Regions from separate parts of the Mus musculus genome. Here region 1 is linked to region 2. A link is a loop called in an ENCODE intact Hi-C map of the cell type or tissue named here. Cell type or tissue: left cerebral cortex. All regions are shown on one strand. Links, peaks and the distances in the headings refer to the core of each region. The heading gives the core; the rest is flanking DNA.

What was found. Hi-C counts contacts between places; a loop is a spot of excess contacts. Peaks named below come from ENCODE experiments on the same cell type or tissue, not always from the same donor. Only the 100,000 strongest peaks of a DNase experiment are listed, where the experiment ranks them.
Region 1: it touches region 2 in a loop (5-fold over the local background); 1 of 42 quality-filtered maps calls a loop at or near these places.

Annotation. Positions count from the first base shown.
Region 1 is chr15:75,837,833-75,847,946 of GRCm38, forward strand. It overlaps Zc3h3 (zinc finger CCCH type containing 3), which reads right to left and starts at 4,076. Exons shown (of 12, transcript NM_172121.1): 1 at 4,018-4,076; 2 at 1,424-2,732. The coding sequence starts at 4,063. It overlaps Gm34851 (a long non-coding RNA gene), which reads left to right and starts at 5,673. Exons shown (of 2, transcript XR_384203.2): 1 at 5,673-6,254; 2 at 6,969-7,338. Gm46523 (a long non-coding RNA gene) reads left to right here and starts at 8,136. Exons shown (of 2, transcript XR_001781723.1): 1 at 8,136-8,312; 2 at 8,784-9,745. In left cerebral cortex, for the core only: a CTCF peak has its summit at 4,289; DNase peaks (open chromatin) are centred at 3,720 and 4,174; H3K4me3 peaks cover 1,789 bases; H3K27ac peaks cover 1,050 bases.
Region 2 is chr15:75,904,040-75,914,153 of GRCm38, forward strand. Eef1d (eukaryotic translation elongation factor 1 delta (guanine nucleotide exchange protein)) reads right to left here and starts at 5,305. Exons shown (of 10, transcript NM_029663.2): 1 at 5,206-5,305; 2 at 1,847-1,861. It overlaps Tigd5 (tigger transposable element derived 5), which reads left to right and starts at 5,696. Exons shown (of 1, transcript NM_178646.4): 1 at 5,696-10,114. The coding sequence starts at 5,752. The coding sequence ends at 7,680. In left cerebral cortex, for the core only: no CTCF peak of the experiment used is centred there; DNase peaks (open chromatin) are centred at 5,270, 5,586, 6,254 and 6,595; H3K4me3 peaks cover 3,329 bases; H3K27ac peaks cover 2,331 bases.

The DNA.
Region 1 (10,114 bases), core at 2,219-6,218, 68 kb before region 2:
CTGCTCACTGCCCACTGCCCCTGCCCCAGCCCTTCTCCAAGCCAGATGGAATTTTAGTACAGATTTTAGTACGAGACTACAGGAAAAGGTGATGGAGAAGGACCGCATTCCTGAAAACGAGCTGCCATCAGGCTTGCATGCCATCTCCCAAGCACATCTTCAAGGATGCTACAATACTCCACCTCTGAAAGCCGCACAATAGAGGAAGGCACCGGTATGACAAGAAGAAATCTATTCTCTAGGCATGGTGAGCATGGCACCCAGGCTCAGATAACTAGAGACAGCACAGAGCCAGAAGAAGTGAGCATACAGAGAGCCAAAGACCAAATTAAGACAGCAGGAAGAACCTCCTTAGGGGGGTTTATGACAAGGACAGTAAATGTCTTTTGGAAGAACACTGTCTTATGGCATAGGCAGGCCCCCTGCCTGGTAAGCAAACAATACCTTTGCCATCAGTGGCTGATGTGAAGTTTCTGACCCCGTGACCATATACCCTAGGCTAGGATGCCATCTCAGAGTATCCTGAAAGGACGCAAGGGTCAGGACCTCAGTGATATGTGCTCATAAGCCAGCAGCTTGGCCTGGTCACTTGGCCACCAGCAAAGAGCCAGCTGGGATGTAAATGCAATCTGTTCCCTCTGGAGCACTGGACACCTAACACCTCAGCTCACTTGGAAGATGGCAACAGAGCACAAGGCAGGAAAAGCCTGGGACTGCCATGCTGCCGTCCCTTTCAGTCACCCCATGTGGCACAAATGGTACATCCTTCTATCTGGACAGGGCCAGAGTGCCCCACAAAGCCTGACTTCCTAGAACCTAGAGCCCTCAAGTAAAAACAGAGCAGGGGAAGTCCAGGCATACCTGGCGGAGCCCAGCACCCTAGTCCACCACCCACAGCTCAGACATATAACCCACTGCTCCGGCCAGGACAGCCACTCGGCATTCACCTAATGCTACACACTGGACAGACCCACGTGCTGCTCCCAAGCACCTAACCTGGCAAGGCACCATATGTTGTTGAACCCTGCCCACCTAGAAGGGAAACTACCCAAACCTAGTTTCTCATCAAGAGAAGAAAAGATGGGTCTGTCGGCATTACCAGTGCCAGAGCTCTTGCCTCCTCAACCTTACTGGGGCCCCAGGTAAGCGCCTGAATCATTCGGCCTTTACCTGACACATCTCTATATGACAACAGTACTTCTAGCCTCACTCCATGAAGCATAACCCAAAATCACACTCAAAGCTCTCGGCTTAGGTCACACATGAGTGGTGCTGAATAAACCCAACGGGGGCCTTCTTTTTCCCCAACCTGGAAACCAGGAAGGGAGTGAAAGCTAAAGTCCAAATTCTCTAATGTAGGAACCAAAAGCGCTTCATGAGCCCTGCCCCACCCACCTAGACCGGACACTGTAAGACAGCACACCTGGTATTGCCCCGCCTCCGGATAATCTTGGTCCGGCTCTTCACTTTGTAAGCTGAGAGCTGTGACTCTCCAAAGAGGGGCTTCAAGCTGCTGGGTCCCCCTGCTGGTCTGTCCCCTGATGTGGGCCTAGATGGGACTGGGGAGAGCTGAGAAGTATGGTCCTTGCTGCCAGCCTCAGACTGCCAACGGAAAGAGGAAGAGGAGGAAGCAGACGGGCTGGAAGCCTTCCACTTGTACTTGCTGGGAGAGAGGCCAGGCTTGGATGGTGTGGCCAGTTTCTCCGGCCTCACCTCTGGGTCAACTTTAGGCTGTGGCTTCTCTGTCTTTCCAACTGTACCCAAAGTGGCCTTGTTCCCGCTCTCCAGAGTTGTTCTGGGACTGAGGGCTCTCCGAGCGACCCGTGGGCTCTTTTCTGAGGCAGCTACCCATTTGTAGTTGTTTTTCCGAAACTTGCTGGTTCGACAGGACACGAGCAGTGAGGCCTCCCTGACCTGCCTGGCTGTTGCTGGTCTGACTGAAGCCACCACTGGCCCCAAGGAAGCTGGCTGGTCTGAGTGGCCAGTGTTTGCTCTTTGGTCTCCAATGAACTGTTCAGAATAGCTGGTAGAATGAGGGCCTACCTTCCTGCCCAGAGCCACAGCAGTGTGATGGGGCAGGACAGATGGGAAGTGTACCCTGAGGGCCACTTCATTTTCACTGACTGTCCGCCGATGCTCGGGAGAGCTGTCACTCACCCTGCCCACAGACTTCACTACCCGAGGCTTGCCAGGCTCCTTCTGGCAGACCAAGAGGGGGTCGTCCACACTGTAACCCACCTTGGTTCTTCCTGGCCTTGCAGGCTGCAGTTGTCCACCAGGGACCTCAACCTCACTTCCTTGGGGTCTTTGGCCACTCCAAGAGGGGTCATCACAGCCTTCCAAGGACCCCCGCTGGACCCCTGAAGCATTGATGGCACCTGACTTTGATGGTGGCTTGATCTTAATAACCATATTCTGATCTGGACTGAGCTGGACCTGTCTCTCCAGTACATACTGCTGGGGTTCAGGATGCTGGCTATCCTCAGACCTGAGGGATGTCTGAAAAGCAGGATCGCTGGCTGGGTCAGAAGATTCCACAGGCTGATTCACAAGGGAGTATTTCTTGCGCCACGAAGGGCCATGGTGTGAGGAGAAGCCCCTCCGACTTGGACGGGAGTAGCGGGCGCCAAAGGTCCTGCCACCCGGGAACATGGGTGGCTGCCACCGAGTAGCTGATGAGTTGCCCAGGGCAGGGCCATTGCCGTGGAGTGTTTTATAGTCATCAATTAGACCTGAGAAGGCAGAATCACACGCTCAGTTACCTAGGAGATGTGAATAAAAACAGCACCAATCAAGACTACTACCCCTACCCTAATACTCCAGACCTGCTCGCCTTGCTGACTTGAGAGCAGTCCTAAGTGACTGGAAACCATGTAAAGTTCAGTCCAAATCTCTAGGCTTGTCAATTCTGTGAGCACTTCTCCATCACTATTAGTATTTGGCTTGCTTATCCTGAAGATGGCAGCTTTTGTGGTATGACTGCTTCTACCCCCTGGCCTATGAGATCTACAATGTTCTGAGAGCAAGTGTCACTCCCTATACCAAAAAAAAAAAAACAAAAAAAACAAAAAACAAAAAACAAAAAAAACCAAAAAAAAAAACAAAAAAACAAAAAAAAACAGTCAGGGACCAGAAACCTGTGGTGCCTGGGTAAGAACTGGACAAGTCTTCCACTGAGGCCCTGTAGTTTACCCACTCACGGGGAAAATTGCAGGACTGCACCATAGTGCATAACTGTCTTCTCAGAACTGACGCTTCTCTAACCCAGTACGTGACAGACAGAAATAAAAAACAAAAAAACAAAAACACAATGATGACCCAACAGCTAACTAACATCATCTCCTACAGAAAAACACCTGATACCACCACCACAAGGATTTTCCAATGAAGTGACTCATGGAGCCCTGGAAGAAGAGTGAAGGAACGCCAGCAGGCTCGCTGGATCCCCAATAACCAAACACACACACACACAGGGCCTGCCTCGACCCTCGAATCCTGCCAGACACCTCCGGTCGGGTGTTAGGGAAACGCACGAAGTAGTCTCAAATAGGAAGGCCACTTGGACTCTCCTTAGGACATGCTTTTGTGGGGGAAACTTTGAAAACGATATGAACGCTTATAAAGACCAACTTGAGTCTAAACATTTGAAGCTGAAGCTGGTGCCTGGGTAGTCAGCCCTGAGTACGTGGGGGCTGTGCCTGAATCGAGCCAAAGGCACTCAACGGCAGCGGAAGAGAAACGCTTCCGAGCCAGCCGAACCTGGAAGTCGGCTGCCGCGACCACTCGCTGGTAAGACCACCGTGCTATCATCTCCTGACAGCCCCTTGGAGGCCCGGCCCGCTCCCTCGCCCCGAAGCCTGGCGGGTCTGTCACGCGAGGGCCGAACCCGACTCGGCCGCTCCGATGCCCACCCATGACGACCATCGGGAGACCGCAACCGACAGCACTCGCTTCGGAGAGGGTCTACGGCGATCACAAGAAACAAGGGAACACACGGCCCGACCGCAGCCAGCTCACCCTGCAGGAGGCGTATCTGCCGCCGCAGCTGCTCCTTTTCCTCCATCTCCGGAGTCCGCGACGCCTAGCCAGACCCCCTCGACGTCATCGCCGCGCGACTGGTCCCCGCAGGCGGGGAGGAGAGAACGCCGAACTTCACTATGCGTGGACACGGGGTTGGAAGGCACCGTCGCCCCGGCAACCCTGGAAGGACGCATGCGCAGAACGAGAAAAATCCGTCATCTTGAAGCGCCCGGAAGTGGCCCGCAATCTGGCTTCTGCACCAATTCCTGCGCATCATTTCCACCGCTGGGGGTTCCTCGGAAGACTTGGAGGAGATAGGTTGCTAACAGTTTCCCCTAGACCCAGGAATTCCTTTTATCAATTTATTTGTTTGAGACAGGATGTATTTCTGGCTGGAGAGAAACATAACTGGGGAACTCGCTATGTAGACTAGGCTGGCCTCGAACTTACGGAAGTTCTCTTTCCTCTGCCTCCGGACCTGGAATCAAAGGGATGCCATTTTAACGCCTTTGCTGCCGCAGCAGCACGAGAACAGCGAAAAGGAATCGGAGGCAATTTTTTTTTTCGGATGATTACAGGTGTTAAGAAAATTCTTGAGGGCATTTAGTAGGAAAGGCTGCAACCTCTAGAAAATACTGAAAAAAAAAAAAAACTCACGGTAGTTACCACGTGATCAGACAGTCCCACGTCTAGGTGTATAACCAACGCGTAGAAAACACCGATTCTAACATATTTGTATGTCATTATTTATAATAGCTAACCCGAATGACTGTTTACATGGAAATGGGATATTATCCAGTGATTTGTTTTGTTAGAGACAGAATCTCGCTATGTACCTCTGTCTGTCCTGGAATTCCCTATGTAGACCAGGCTGGCCTGGAACTCTCAGAAATCTGCCTGCCTCTGCCACCCAAGTGCTGCAATTAAGAGTGTGCCACTATGTAGGAATGTGCAGTATCTTTGGAGCCCTAAGGCCTCAAGTCCGGCCAAGCCTCTACCAGTGAGCTACATCTGCATAGTCTACTGTTACGCCTGAAAAAGAAGTTCTAGAAGCTGGGTTTGATAGTGAATACCTGTAAGACAAGCATTAAGAAGTGAGGGTAGGGGCTGGTGAGATGGCTCAGTGGGTAAGAGCACCCGACTGCTCTTCCGAAGGTCCGGAGTTCAAATCCCAGCAACCACATGGTGGCTCACAACCATCTGTAACAAGATCTGACTCCCTCTTCTGTAGTGTCTGAAGACAGCTACAGTGTACTTACTTACATATAATAAATAAATAAATCTTTAAAAAAAAAAAAAGAAGAAGTGAGGGTAGATAGCCGGGCAGGCCGGGCAGTGATGGGACACACATTTAATCCTAGCATTCTAGAGACAGGCAGGTGCTCTGGAGGCAAAGGCAGGAGGATCTCTGAGTTCAAGGCCAGCATAATCTACAGAGAAAGTTCCAGGACAGCCAAGTTAGGCACTGAAGGAGTTGAAAAACAAAAGGTTGGTGATAATGTCATAAGACAAGGTGCCCATGTCCCAGCTCCAGCAAGCAGCAGAACTCAGCAGCTTCGGGCATGTGGCTCTGGCTTTAGAGTCAAGAATAGAAGGGACTACTGGGGCAATTGATGCTGTTTAGCTGGAGCTAAGAAATTAGTGGTGATTATGAAGAGACCAGCATCACTGAGGTGAAATCTTCTGGGAAGTATTTTCTAAAAGCAGAAAGAAGCTGTGTTCTAGAAATAGCCGGGGATGTACCTCATGCTGGAAGCCAGACTTGGTAATGTATAAGAATCACCCAAGTGGTACTAGTTTTGAAGGCGTAAAGTGTTATGGAGAGCAGCTTAGCTTGGCACTGTGAGATGCCAGGGAAGGCCATTGGTGAAAGTGCAGCTTGAGTTGCAGTTGATGGCCCAGGCCTGAGGGATCATGCAAAGAAGTTAAGGTCAGGTACCTTAAAGGGAGCCTATGAGAGGCTATTGACGACGCCTAATTGCAGTGAGAAATCCCAGCGTATTAGAGATGCCAGCACCGCACCATGGGATGACCACCAGGAACAGCAGCAGCAGTGGAATGGAGTCAACCAGAGCCTAGAGTGCTACAGAAGGCAGAGCTGGAGAAATGACAGGTCCCTTTGGAGGAACCCCGAAAATCGTGTGGATCCCAGACATTGAAACAAGAAACTATAAACATTGAAGTTGCTTTGGAGACCCTAAAATATTCCAGAGGCCAGAGTTATGTGATACCTGGTAAGGAAATCTGCTAATAGGGAGTGGAACCCACCAAAGAGAATTGTCAATTAAGCATAAATGAATTGAAATCAGACATGGAGATGCAGAGTTTGGAGTTTCCAGCTGGCATTTGGTCTTGCTTTTGTTCAGGATTTCCTCACTCTGATGTTTTGGAATGGTAATGTATATCCTGTGACTTTGGAAGTATGTGATCTGCTTTTTGATCTTGATTTATAAGAGATTACAGTTAAGTGTTTAGATGAATCTTAGAAGAGACTTTGAACTTTGGACTTTTAACATTGCTGAGACTAGGCTATGGGACTTTTGAAGTAAGACTAAATGTATTTTGCACTATACTATGGCTAGGTGTGGCCCCCATAGACTCAAGTGTTTGACCTAGCCTATGGGGGTCAGGGAGTGGAATGTGATAGTTTGAATATGCTTGGCCCAGGGAGTGGCACTACTAGGAGGTGAGGCCTTGCTGGTGTAGGTGTGACCTTGTTAGAAGAAGTGAGTCACTGTGGGGGAGGGCTTTAAGACCTTCCTCCTTGTTGCCAGGAAACAGTCTGCCCCTGGCTTCCTTTGGGTGAAGACAATAGGACTCTCAGCTCCTCTAGTACCATGCCTGCCTGGACACTGCCATACTTTCTGCCATGATAATACTGTGTAAGCCAGCCCCAATTAAATGTTGTCCTTTATAGGAGTTGCCTTAGTCATGGTGTCTTTTCACAGCAGTGGAAACCCTAAGACTCAGACTTCTGCAACTCTTCAACCTTCAGAATTCTGAGAGAAGCCAGCACCAGCCAGCAGCTCAGGGGAGAGGGAGACCTATTGCTTCCTGCTTAGCTGTGACTCTGTGATGAGCTATAAACTCACCTCATACTGAAAATGAACCATAACAGTTCATTTCTTACACATCTACCACGGACCTTCACAATAAGTAAAAGTAAAGGAAATTTCTTCAGGTTGACTATGGGAACTCAGTTCTGCAGTAATAAAAAAGTACAGGGAGTGGAAATGTGCTAGTTAAATGTAAACATCTTACTCGAAAACATATCTTCAGCAAAACAAAGTTTATGTATAAAGGGATGTATAAAATGTATAATGTAAAAATGTATATATTAACTCAGTGGTACAGATGCTTCCCATCCAACCTAATGACCTCAGTGTGACCCCTAGAATCTACTCGGCGGAAGGAGAAAACTGAGTCCTTAAAGAAGTCATCTGGCCGAACGTGGTGGCGCACGCCTTTAATCCCAGCACTCGGGAGGCAGAGGCAGGCGGATTTCTGAGTTCAAGGCCAGCCCGGTCTACAAAGTGAGTTCCAGGACAGCCAGGGCTATGCAGAGAAACCCTGTATCAGGGGGGAAAAAAAAAATGTCATCTGACCTCCAGGTACATACCATAGCATAGGTATGCAACCAAACACACAAATAAATAAATATGTTTCTATATGTGAGTAAAATGTCCACTGCGTCAAGAATTCATATGAATTGTGCTTCTAATGAAGAACCTGCTCACACAGACAAGGATATAACCCATGGCCTGAGCCCCACCTATTGAAGCTCCCATGGCACGTACACGCAATAACAGGGACTTTGAGGACCTCAGCAATCATGATAGAAATTGCAGGTAGCTGCACAGTGGTGGCACATGCCTTTGGTCCTAGCACTCGGGAGGCAGAGGCAGGTGGATCTCATGAGTTCCAGACTTGCCTGCTCTACAGAATGAGTTCCAGGACAACAACAGAGAAACCCTGTCTTGAAAAACAAACAAACAGCAGGGCATGGTGGTACACGCCTTTAATTCCAGCACTTGGGAGGTAGAGGCAGGCGGATTTCTGAGTTCGAGGCCAGCCTGGTCTATAGAGTGAGTTCCAGGATATCCAGGACTACACAGAAAAACACTGTGTCGAGAAAAAAAAGAAAGAAAAACAGACAAACAAATGAAAGACTGCAGGGCAGGTGGAGGTCTGCATGCAAGACTAAAAAGGCCCAACTTTCCAGATCAGAACAACAAACGGAGGCTGGGGAGTCTTGGCAAGAGGATGGCCACACAGAAGCTTCAGGAAGCAAGGTGAAAAGCCACTCTCATATGGGGCATCTCTATGGAGAGGTTGAATCTATCAGAACCATCTTTGCTTCCTGCTTCCTTTTTTTCCCAATCCTGTCTGTTTACCTTCAGACCTCGCTGTCATACTCTCAGCTGAACTTTAGAATGTTTCTGGTTCTTTCCAGTCATTTTCAGCCAGATGTACCCAGGGAGTAGCTAAGGAAACAAGCCCATGAGAGATTTACATGCCAGGAGTGGTGAACGTGGGTTGGCCCTGCCCATTTCTCAACACGTAACAAGACATAGGCCCTGGCAAACTCAGAGAAGAAAGAGGAAATATCCCAACGTGTGTGAGAGGGAGTCTCTTTTTTTTTTTTTTTTTTGAAGATTTGTTTTGATGTGTTTGTTTTGTCTGCTTGTATGTCTGCACCACATCCATGCAATGCCTAAGAAAGCTGGAAGAGGGCATTGGATCACCTGGACCTCTCGTTACAGGTGCTTATGAACTGCCGTGCGGGTGCTAAGAATCAAACACTGGTCCTCTACATGAGCAACAAGCGTTCTTAAGCTCTGAGCTACCTCTTCAGACCTCTACCAGCTACATGCAGGCGTTGTTCTTGTTGTTTTCCCTTATGAAGCACGTGTTCATTGGCCTAGCCCAGTCTTACTTCCCATAAATCCCCTGCATCTCCCATCTTGTAAAGAAGTTAAAGTTGCCCTCCTGGAAGATAAACAGCACATACTCCATTATGACTGTTTCTGTCCCTCCTCCAAATTCATATGCTGAGATCCTGGTCCTTTGTGATGCATTAAGAAGTAAGGGGGGGCGGGCTGGGGAGCTGGCTCAGTGGTTAAGAGCGCCGACTGCTCTTCCGGAGGTCCTGAGTTCAAATCCCAGCAACCACATGGTGGCTCACAACCATCCATAATGAAATCTGATGCTCTCTTCTGGAGTGTCTGAAGACACACTACAGTGTACTTACATATAATAAATAAACATTTTTTTTAAAAAAATAAGTAGAGCCTTTGGTGGGTAAGGAGGTCATGGGTAAAATTCTGATGATAAATGGTCAGAGAGCTAGCTCATTTCACCACCATGTGATTTTTTTTGTTTTGTTTTGGTTTTGGTTTTTTTTTCGAGACAGGAGACAGAGTTTCTCTGTATAGCCCTGGCTGTCCTGGAACTCACTTTGTAGACCAGGCTGGCCTTGAACTCAGAGATCCGCCTGCCTCTGCCTCCCAAGTGCTGGGATTGCCCTTTTAGAAACCACCAAGAGCCCAACTGTGTAAGCACCTGTGGTAGCTAATCTTAGTTGACAACTTGACAACATCTAGAATCAGCTAAAACACAAACATCCGGGTACTGCTGTTGGGGGCTGATGATCAGTCTGCTTTGAGCAAATAGAGTCACCCTAAACTTAGGTGGCATCTTCTGCTGGCAGCCAGATAAAGGGAAGTGAAAGACAAGAGACTGGCTTTTGCCTCCTTTCTCTCACTCTCCCTGTCGAGTTCATCCCTCCTGTTGCTTTCACTGATATTAGAACCAATTTCTTTGGGCCTCCCAAGTAGACAAGACAAGACCAGCAGCTCTCCAGGAATCCTCCAGGTCCTGTTCCATGGATACAGCATCTGTTCTTGAACTATGGGCTGTGGGAAACACTTAAGTCTAAGTCTCTAGAGCAGTCTTAGTTGACTGGCCAGTTTACTAGCACTGACCCTACTGACAGGCAACCATCTGTCACATGAGAGAAGCCACTGCTTGTCTTCTGAGCACAGGACTTGAACAATGCCTCAGGAAACATGAAGCCATCTCTGCTGAGCCTCCC
Region 2 (10,114 bases), core at 3,547-7,546:
CATCCACACCTTAGTACTATAAATCTTGTCTATGCTATCCAATAAGCCCAATAGCTTCAGAAAGGGATCTAAACACCTCCAAACTCACCTCCAGCTAGGGTGCCAAATAAAACAAACAGCTGTACTCATTAACAATGGACTTTAATAAAAATAATCAGTAGAGGTGTTTTGCAGCTTTGCTTCTTTGTTTTAGTACAAACACATCCTATGAGATGTTCTATGCTCACTTATAGCAAGAGATTACTCATGGCTTATGTGAAATCAAACTTAGCCTGGCTGTGCTTGGCACACTGTGGAGCCTGGCACCTCCTTGAGGTGGCTGATGTTTCTAGTTCACTGACAACGATTTGTAACTGCCTGGGTGGATGGAGTACCAGCAAGTAGGGCATCCTGGGAAGTCACCTGCACCTACCTTGGCCACACAACTATCCTACACAGACCAGTGTGCCCTTCCAGAGGCAAAGAGTCTGAGAAAAGGGGCTGTATATCAACAGCAGAGACTGCATGCCTGTCACCACCCACCACCAGAGATCCTCCATCAAACTGAAGGTGACACTACTTCAGCAGGCGGCCATCAGACTACAACTCTGGATCCATCAGAACCGAAGGGTCATCACGGGACCCTCAGTATCAGGACACTATCTCACTTGCTACTGTAACCAGTGAACAAGACTCTTGCCTCAGGACCCTCAGCTTCCTCCCTAGACATGGTGTTACCTCAAGGGCTACACGCCTTTCTGCTCCCTCAGCAGGGTGCGGCTCTGAAGCACACAGCAGCAGTCATGTAGGCAGGACTTGCCTCTGCTACTCCTGAAGCCAGATATGGCTCCACAAAAAGGACAGGCTCCAGGCTCTACCAGCCAGCCCGGAAGGCTGCAGGTAAGAACTCTCAGAGCTGCCTTGCCCTACAAGGGTAACCCTATCAAGATGCTTGTAGTCTGGACTCATCTAACGTTTGAGGACTAAGGGTACAGGTGCTGCTCTAATGCCTCTTCTGTGGGTCTGTGGTAACAGACCCAGGCCATCTGCTGGGCATCCACGAGGTGACGATACATCACTGTCTAGGGCCTTTCCCTAATACACCCGACAAAGCACGTGACTGGAAGAGTGTCGGCTATCTAAACCTCACCCATGTGGAGGACCTCAGAAAACTCTTCTTGTCTTACCCGGAAGCCTACCTCTAAGTGAGAGCTAAAGTTCTTAGTGCAATCCACCCAAGCTCTCTCACTGTGAGGAGCAGAGACCAGGAGCCAGAGGCCCAATGTAGAGAGGTCTCTAGGCCACCCCCTCACTTACCAAGGCCAAGTAGCAGGGGCAGGGGCAGGGGCAGGGGCTGAGAGGGAATTCCAGGAGGCAGAGCATTTCATTGTGACATCACCCGCTGTCACCAAGGGGCACTATATGCCATCACAGCAGGACATGACCGGCCCAGTTCCTGAGGCTGCTGTTCTCATGGAGTACTTATTGCAGGTCTTGGTTTATCCTCACTCCCTTCAGCAATGCCCACTAACCTGTCCCCTCCCCCCCAGCGTATGACTAGGAACCCTCCTGAAGCTGTTTCCAATGCTCCCCACCCAACCCCACTACAGGGCAGGACAGGGTCACAGAAACTAGGAACTTCCTCAGGCCACAGCTTCTCCATAGGGCAGAGAGGGTTATATGCTGACCTGCTTGGTGCCAGGGCCACAGAGCTACCTACTTGCCACTAGAACAAGCTAACCACTCCACTGCCCTGTTCCAGCGAGCTCAACTCTGCACAGGTATGCCTCTCTCTGGCAAGGCGATGGCTGGGGGGCTCCTTGGCTCAGGTGAAGGGAGATACAGGGTGCTATGTGGGCGTACTTACTTTTGCTTTGGCCTCCTAGGACAGCATGAAGGAAAAGCAGCAAGGTTAGAGCGGTGGGAAAGGCCACCCATGCCAAGACAGCAGCTTGGGCAGCCTTTTAGAAACTGCTTGTCTAGATGGCATGGCAACACAAGATAAAATGGTAGTATCTATCACCACCAAATCCCAGGAGGCTGCCTAAGCCCTCAAACTTGAGAGGCAGCACTCTTCCATTAGCCCTTGATATGTAGCTCTCAGGTTCCTATTATCTAAGAGACAAGCAGAAACCACCATGGAAGCTGCCTGCTCCCACCCTCTTCTAAGCTCCCACCTGCATCAAGGTGAGCTAGCACCTACAGGTGCTCCCTTAGCTGTGAAAGAAACCCAGCCTCTCTCCTTCACTGACAGGGCTTTGGGACCATGTGCTCCAGGTCCACACAGCTCCAAGCTGTGGGTCTCTGCTGCCACCAGGAACCAACACTGAATGATACCACCTCTGTGTTGGGGACATAGAGACCAAGCAGATAGGGGTGCCGTCCTAAGACATTGGTTGTAGTAAGTACAAGCAGCAAAGGCTCCCAAGGGAGACAAAGTCTCCCTTCCCCAGCCTGCTTCCCCACAGGTGCACAACAGGCTGAGAACTTAGCCAGTTTGCACCCAGACTTTGGCATACCTGAACTCCATTGCTTCCCTGGAGGACACACACACACACACACACACACACGCACACACGCGCCCGCAAGCTGTCCAGGAAAAACCAGCCTGGAAACAAGTAGCAGTGAGTGTCTCAAACCCGCACAGGGCAAGCTTGTCTGTCCCCACATCCCTACACAGGGTTGGCCGCCTTCTTCCTGAGGCTTTAATCTAGGCAATAGCAGGAACATGCTGAAGAGACTGAAGTACCAGAGAAAGCAAGCTTCCAGACAAGCAGGCTCTGCCCTGCTCCCAGTCATAGGCTATAGGATATAGGACCTAAGGACCTGGTCAGCTATCAAGTTCATGCCTGAGCTCTGGGGGCACTGCATGCAGACAGCTCAAGTGTCAGACAAGGCCTGATGGGTCTTAGGTCCTGAGATAACAACAGAGCCAGGCATGGCTATGTAGCCCAGCACCCAGACCTAGCTTCCTCCACTCACAAGAAGCTTGTACTAGCTAGCTGCAGCCTCTCAGGGCTGAGCTACCACTTCTCTGTAAAGAAGCGCACATGTGTTCCGGGCTCTCATAACTCCTACCAATCTGGGCCAGGCAGCAGCCTCTGCCAAGGGTACTTCTGGCTTGGGAACTGGACCCTGAGGAAGATGAGAAAGGCTATGTCACAGCTGTGCCCCATCTCAGTAGCAAACACCTTGAGGGTTCCACATGCTGGGAATAAAAGTCCACAGAAAAGCTGGCTTTCTGAGCCCTAAGCCCATACCTTTCTGTCCTCTGGACATTCGGAGGTAGCATGTCACCCCCTCAGTCTTGACAGTGATGAGCTCCCAGTACTGTCTGTCCTCCACAGGATTAGAAATGTGCAAGGTGGGTAGGGAACAGGTCTGTCAGAAAAGTTCAACTTGTATCCCTTCACGCTTATAGCCACATCCTCTGGGCTCACCTGGCCTGAGTCTGTGAACAGATGCTGCCCATGGGGGCTTTTTCTGTGTCTGGTATTCAAAGGGGGCAGCTGGTAGCACTTGGAATGTGAGGACTCACGAGCTTTTCAGTCACAACAGCCACGCAGTGTGACTCTCCCACTGCAGCTTATGTTGGCACAGGAGTGGTGTCTTGGTCTTTTTTTCCCATGGGTTAGTAGATTCTCATCTCCAAGCTCCCACCCTGCTTCTCTGCCTCTGGGATATCCCAGTCCTACTCAGAAACACTGGCCTGAGCTGTCTGCCCACTTTGAGACCCAGAGGCTAATGCTGTCACTCCAGTCTAAACCCACCCAGCCCCAATCTCCTTACCCCCAAATGCTATTGTTTGTTGGCTCTATTTCTGTTCCAGCAGACGGTACCTTGACCTGACACACAGGTCTTGGGACTCTGCTAGACGACTTGCTTTCTCAGCTCTTCCTTTACACCTGATAATATCTGGACCATACCTTGGGGGCATTGGTTGTGTGTCATCTTAGACACAGGAAGGAGAATGAAAACTCTGATTGGTAGAACCACCCAAGTCTGCTGAGTCAAGTGATGTGTGGAACTGGAGACCAAAGCACGTTCCAGCACCCGGATTTCACATGTTTCAATGACTCCAACATTCAATAGGCACACAGCATCTTAGACCCCTGGCTCAGAAGAAATGTTTAATGCCAGCATCTCCTACCTGCATCCCCCAAGTGTCACTCTTGCTATCAAGCCCTCTCAAGCACTTTTGCCTCATCTGTACTATGCCACGGAGCCTCACCTATCCAAAAGATAAGCCCGGAGGACGACCCTGCAGCAGCCTTCTCCTGAGAGGGCAGAAAGCCATGCAGAGCAAATCCCAGGCAACCAAGTCTAAATGGCTCCCTCTGCCAACTCTCCAACTGTTTGCTGAGTTCTCCTCCCACAGTCCGAGAGAAGGTTCATGATGTACTGGCCATCACAGAGCCTGGGAAGGGGACTCCTTGTCCCTTTGACTTCTTCCTCTTGACTCTGTTGCCCCACGGGATTGGCTTAGGGGGCACTCGGTAGTCCTGTCACATCCATCCTTTGCTTCATCCATGAGAATCCGCCTGAGATAAGACCCAGTTATCCATCCCCGAGTGACAGGGCCAATTCAGAAGCATCCTTGGGAGTAGCATCCCAACATTATAGCTTCACCAAGTTCTTTTTGCTGCAGGGTAGCCGTTCACTCTAGAAAACCATGATGCCCGGAGAGAGTGCTCATGTATTAGAAAAGGGGCGACCGTACCCTTCAACGCCCCTTTCCAAAGAAAGCTGCCCAGATCACCTTATTCAAATCAGTAAGTAGAGCTAGTCCTGTTACTTTTGAGCAAATCGACACCACCACGCCCTTTTTTCTACCCTGTGTTCGTGGACCGTACGAGTTCCACCAGTCAGCACCCGAAGCAACCTCCCTCTATGCCTAGAGTTAGGTACGCCCTTGGTGCTTAACCGCAAAGACCTAGGGCGTTAGCAAGAGCTGGGCCCCCAAAATTCCGGAGCCAGCCCGACCGCAGGCAACCGTGTCACTCAAGGCCGTGCCGTGCTGGGATGTGCGGAGCCACCGCGCAGCCAGCCTGAAGCAGCGCTCCGGAATCTGGCAACCATGTGGCCAGCGGCCCGCCTCCACACAGGCCCAGACGCCCGCCCGCAGCCCGCACTGTCCCACGGGAGGCAACCCTAACGGCGCGGGGCCCGGGCACTCCAGGCCTCCGCCGCACGTGCGCTCCTTGAGGCGGGGCCCCCGGTACTCACACGCCAGCCAAGGACGCAGCAACCAAAACCTGGAACTGCGAGCTCAGGACTGCAAAGGAGAGGGAGGGCGCCCGCGCAGCTCCCGGAAAACGCAGCGGCATAGACCACGAAAGGCACGGCGGGGGGTCCAACCCTGGGCACGCGCTGTCTTGCCCTCAGAGCGTGCATCACGATGCATGCAGGAACCACCATGGTAGAAGCAAAGGAAGAGCTACCTTGAGAGCCGCGCTTCACCTCAAGAGTTGTCGCTAGGAGCGGAGAACCGGATCTCCCAACACGCCGAACCCCTCCTCAGCTCGAAGAGTGGATCCGTCCGACGAGGGCGGGACGTAATGAAGCTGATGTGCGCACGCGCTAGTGACGCGCCCAAGGCCAGACTGTGCGCAGGCGCCACGAGGCGAAGTGGGCGGGCCTTGCGGGCCGGGGCAGGCAAGGCTGGCGAGACAAAAGGGAGGGACCCGGGCAGCCCCGCCCCCGAGCCCCGCCCCGAGCGGCCCGCGCGGGGTGTCAGGCTCGCTTTCCCGGGTGGTCCCTGGCGCCGACGCCATGTACCCCGCGAGCCCTCCGGCCGGCCCAGCCCTGCACCCGGTCCCGCATCGCGCTCGTCTTCCCCAGCCACGGTGCCTTGCTGAGCCGCCGCGATCGCCGGCGCCCGGCCCGGGTTCCACGGCGCGCCCGCCGCCGCCCCCAGCGCCCGGGCCGCGGCCCCGGGTGGCCGTGAAGATGACTTTCCGCAAGGCCTACTCAATCAAAGACAAGCTGCAAGCCATCGAGCGCGTCAAGGGCGGTGAGCGGCAGGCCAGCGTGTGCCGCGACTTCGGCGTGCCAGGCGGCACTCTGCGCGGCTGGCTCAAGGACGAGCCCAAGCTGCGCTGGTTTTTGGACCAGCTGGGTGGAGAAGTGGGCACGCAGCGCAAGAAGATGCGTCTGGCCAACGAGGAGGAGATCGACCGCGCCGTCTACTCGTGGTTCCTCACCTTGCGCCAGCACGGTGTGCCGCTATCCGGGCCAGTTATCCAAGCGCAGGCTGAGGCCTTTGCTCGCCAGATCTACGGCCCCGAGTGTACCTTCAAGGCTAGCCACGGCTGGTTCTGGCGCTGGCAGAAGCGCCATGGCATCTCTAGCCAGCGCATCTATGGTGAGGCTGAGTCCCCGGTCGCAGGCCCCGCGCCTGTCAAAGAGGAGCCGGCGCAGTCACCAGGCGCAGTTCTCGTACCTGACGGCGCGCCAGCCACTCTACCCCACTCCGAGGGCGGCTATGGCGACGAGCAGATCTACAATGCTAACGTTACTGGTCTCTATTGGAGGTTACTTCCGGAGCAGGCCTCAACTCCGGGCACTGGGGACTCCAAAGAGCCTGGTGGGTGCAGCCGACGCTGGCGCAGTGACCGAGTGACAGTACTGCTGGCCGCCAACCTGACGGGCAGCCACAAGCTGAAACCACTAGTCATCGGGCAGCTACCGGACCCACCCAGCCTGCGTCACCACAACCAGGACAAGTTCCCGGCCTCCTACCGCTACAGTCCGGATGCCTGGCTCAGTCGCCCGCTTCTTCGGGGCTGGTTCTTCGAGGAATTTGTCCCTGGCGTCAAGCGCTACCTGCGCCGAAGCTGCCTGCAACAGAAGGCTGTGCTGCTGGTGGCCCATCCACCCTGTCCGAGTTGGGCCACTAGCATGCCTCCCCTGGAGGAGAGCGAGGAGACTCCCAGGCAGTGCCAGCCTGAGCTCCTTGGGTCCCCAGAGGAACTTCAAACACCTGATGGTGCAGTTCGAGTGCTCTTCTTATCCAAGGGCACCAGCCGAGCACACATCCCTGCACCGTTGGAGCACGGCGTGGTGGCAGCCTTCAAGCATTTGTACAAACGCGAGCTCCTGCGGCTTGCTGTGTCTTGTGCCAGTGGCTCCCCTCTGGACTTCATGAGAAGCTTCGTTCTCAAGGACATGCTGTACCTGGCTGGCCTCTCTTGGGACTTGGTCCAGGCAGGCAGCATAGAGCGCTGCTGGCTGCTGGGTCTGCGAGCAGCCTTTGAGCCTGGGCAGCAGCCAGCTCACCAGGTAGAGGAGACTGCCGAACACAGCAGGGTGCTCAGTGACCTCACACATCTGGCAGCTCTGGCTTACAAGCGCCTGGCACCTGAAGAGGTGGCCCAGTGGCTACACCTGGATGATGATGGAGGCCTTCCGGAAGGCTGCAGAGAAGAGGTGGCCCCCGCTGCTCCTCCATCCCCAGCTAGCCTGCCCTCTAGCATCGGGGCTGGAGAGGAGGAGGAGGAGGCCACCGAACAAGGAGGAGTGTTGGTACCTACTGCTGGGGAAGCTGTCTGGGGACTAGAGACAGCTCTGAGGTGGCTAGAGAGCCAGGATCCCAGAGAAGTGGGGCCGCTGAGGCTTGTGCAGCTACGTTCTCTCATTACCATGGCACGGAGGCTTGGGGGTATTGGGCCCTCAGCTGTAACTTCTGATGATGGTGTGTGACTACCTTGGCCCAGTGGTCTTTTTCCTGCCTCACTGGGAGAGAGGGGGCACATACAGTCTGCCATCTTCCACCTTTTCTCCCCGGTAGTCCACTGTATGGGTCCGGGGATGCAAGCCCAGCCCAGTTTGGAGGAGTTCTATAAGTAAAGGATGTACTGCCCCAATCCACAGGGTCTGGGGAAGTGGCTATGTTCTTCCCTGGGTAGGCACATGTGGGCACATAAGCACAGCCCCTACTGGAGAACAGTTGACTGTACTTCCACTCTGGCCCCTATGGGGCTCACACACACACACACACACCTACCTGCCTCCGAGTGCACTGCCTGAGGCTGCTGCTGTTTCATCTGCTTCCCTGGTGCTACCTGGTCTCATCTCAGTGGGGAAGCATTTGGTTCTTGGTTTTGTTTTAAAAACATTAAACCTGTTTGGAAAGATGCTCTTCCTGGGGAACCCATGAGTGCTGACTGACAGGGTGAGGTGGTCTCTGGGGCTCTCTTGCCCTTGCTCTGATAACTCAGGTCCTTATGGTGCTGGATCAAAGCCCAGGCTAGGCTCCATCCAGTCCCTGGTGAGCCCGGTGCCTGGTGAGGTTTTGGATGCAGCAGAGAGTATAGCAAATTCTGTTCTACTTGGATTTTTAGTCCCTCCCACTCCCCAGCCCCCTTTAAGTACTCCATTCTGGATAGGTCTTCTATTCATGAGGTTAGCAAGTGTTTGGATCAATGGGCAGGACAAACCACAAAGCACTTTGTTTAGCTCCAGGGCAGTCTGATCTACCTGGAAACATGCCCTAGCCTTTGCAACCATCTGGGAACTCTGCAGTGCCTTAGAGTCAACCTCTAGCCCCATGGGCTCTTCCTGCACCAGCCTTCTCCAGGAACTATGGCTGGATAGCCCAGGTTGAAGGAGAAAAGGCTCAAAGGAATGTCCACATTTTGTATCTGCTGCTCTGCCCAGCTGTGGATTCAGATGACTGCTGGCCGTCTGGAGCTAAGGCACCTGCGTCTTAAGGAGGGGCACTGTGTCTTTGCAGGAATTCCATCCAGAGCCTTTGTCCCGGTCCTCCTTGTCTTTATGTCTCCTACTCTGAGCCTTGCAAACATGAAGTGGAGAAGGGATGTAACAGCTTGGCAATGGGCAAAGCCTTGAGTGACGTATCCAAAAGTGATTTCCACCTAGGCCCAAGAATATAGTTCCTTGGAGCCACGACTACATCCCAGTCAAAAATCTGCATAAATATCAAAAGCTGAGGGAAAGCATAGAGCAACAGAACTGGAGCTCAGGTAGCAGGCTCCATCTATGCACACTAAGGACCATCTGACCACCTAAGTACCCAGCCTCCCCAAAGATGACCTAGAAAACCTTGGGCAATCGTGGCTGGTGGGGGTCTCCAGCACTAGCTACTTGGCTGGGTTTTCAAAAGTCTAATGTGTTTATACCAGCAGCCTCCATATCAGCCAGATACCCAGGTTAGGAACTACCATCCAGCTTTGACAGACCTGCTTTCAAATCTGCAGAGAGCCAGATCTGGGCCTTGGAGGTACACTCAAGGCTGGGTAGCTTCTAGTAGCTGCTCTTCAGCCTAGGTTACATGTACTGTTCTTTTGAAGAGGTTCCGATCTGGCCTGGGCTCAGGTAGACTGGAGTTGGCAGAGACTAGGGCTCAGGAGTAAGACCCCTCTCACCAGCCTCTCTAAAAGCCCCTTTTACTTGGGCCCAGGAGGTTATGACCTCATATTGCTGCTGCCTTATAAACAAGCAAGTACGGCCTGGCTGAGTGACAGGGTTCCTGTCAGGTTTGTGTTCGTGTACTACCATTAACGGGGCTAGGGAGATGCCCATGAGGCTCAAAGGTGTCATCTCAGGCTAGGGATGTAGTGCAGTGGTAGGATGTCTGCCTAGGATGCCAAAGGCCCTAGGTTCAAACAACTGCACTGTAAAAAGAAGAGAAAAGTACACTTAGAAACATTCTGGTGTTCTTTACATGCTCTAGGCGGGGGTTCAGATAGCTGCGTCCTGGTTGTGGAGGAGGCTACTTTGCCCAGGTTGTCCAGCAGGGAGTCCTATAGCTCTGAGGCTTACAGTGCCGAACAGCCCAGTGCACAGAGGCCTCAGCCCCCATGGCAGTTCACCTTTCTGTACTCAGTATCTGATGGAGCTTCACAGGGCTCATGGCCCCCCCAGGAGAGAACCTTACACTCTCACTGTATATGTATTTATGTATGTATGTATATATATATATATATATATATATATATATATATATACACTCACCCATTGGTGGTGTACCGCGCTCCCTGTGGGCAGGCACTGAGCTGCATGAACTAATGAGGTTGAAACTGTAGTTCCCTTCTTCAGCAGCCATTGCCACCTGCTGTGTACCAGGCCTCACTCAGGAATCCCAGTTCACTTGCCCCCAGAGCTCGGCCTGTTC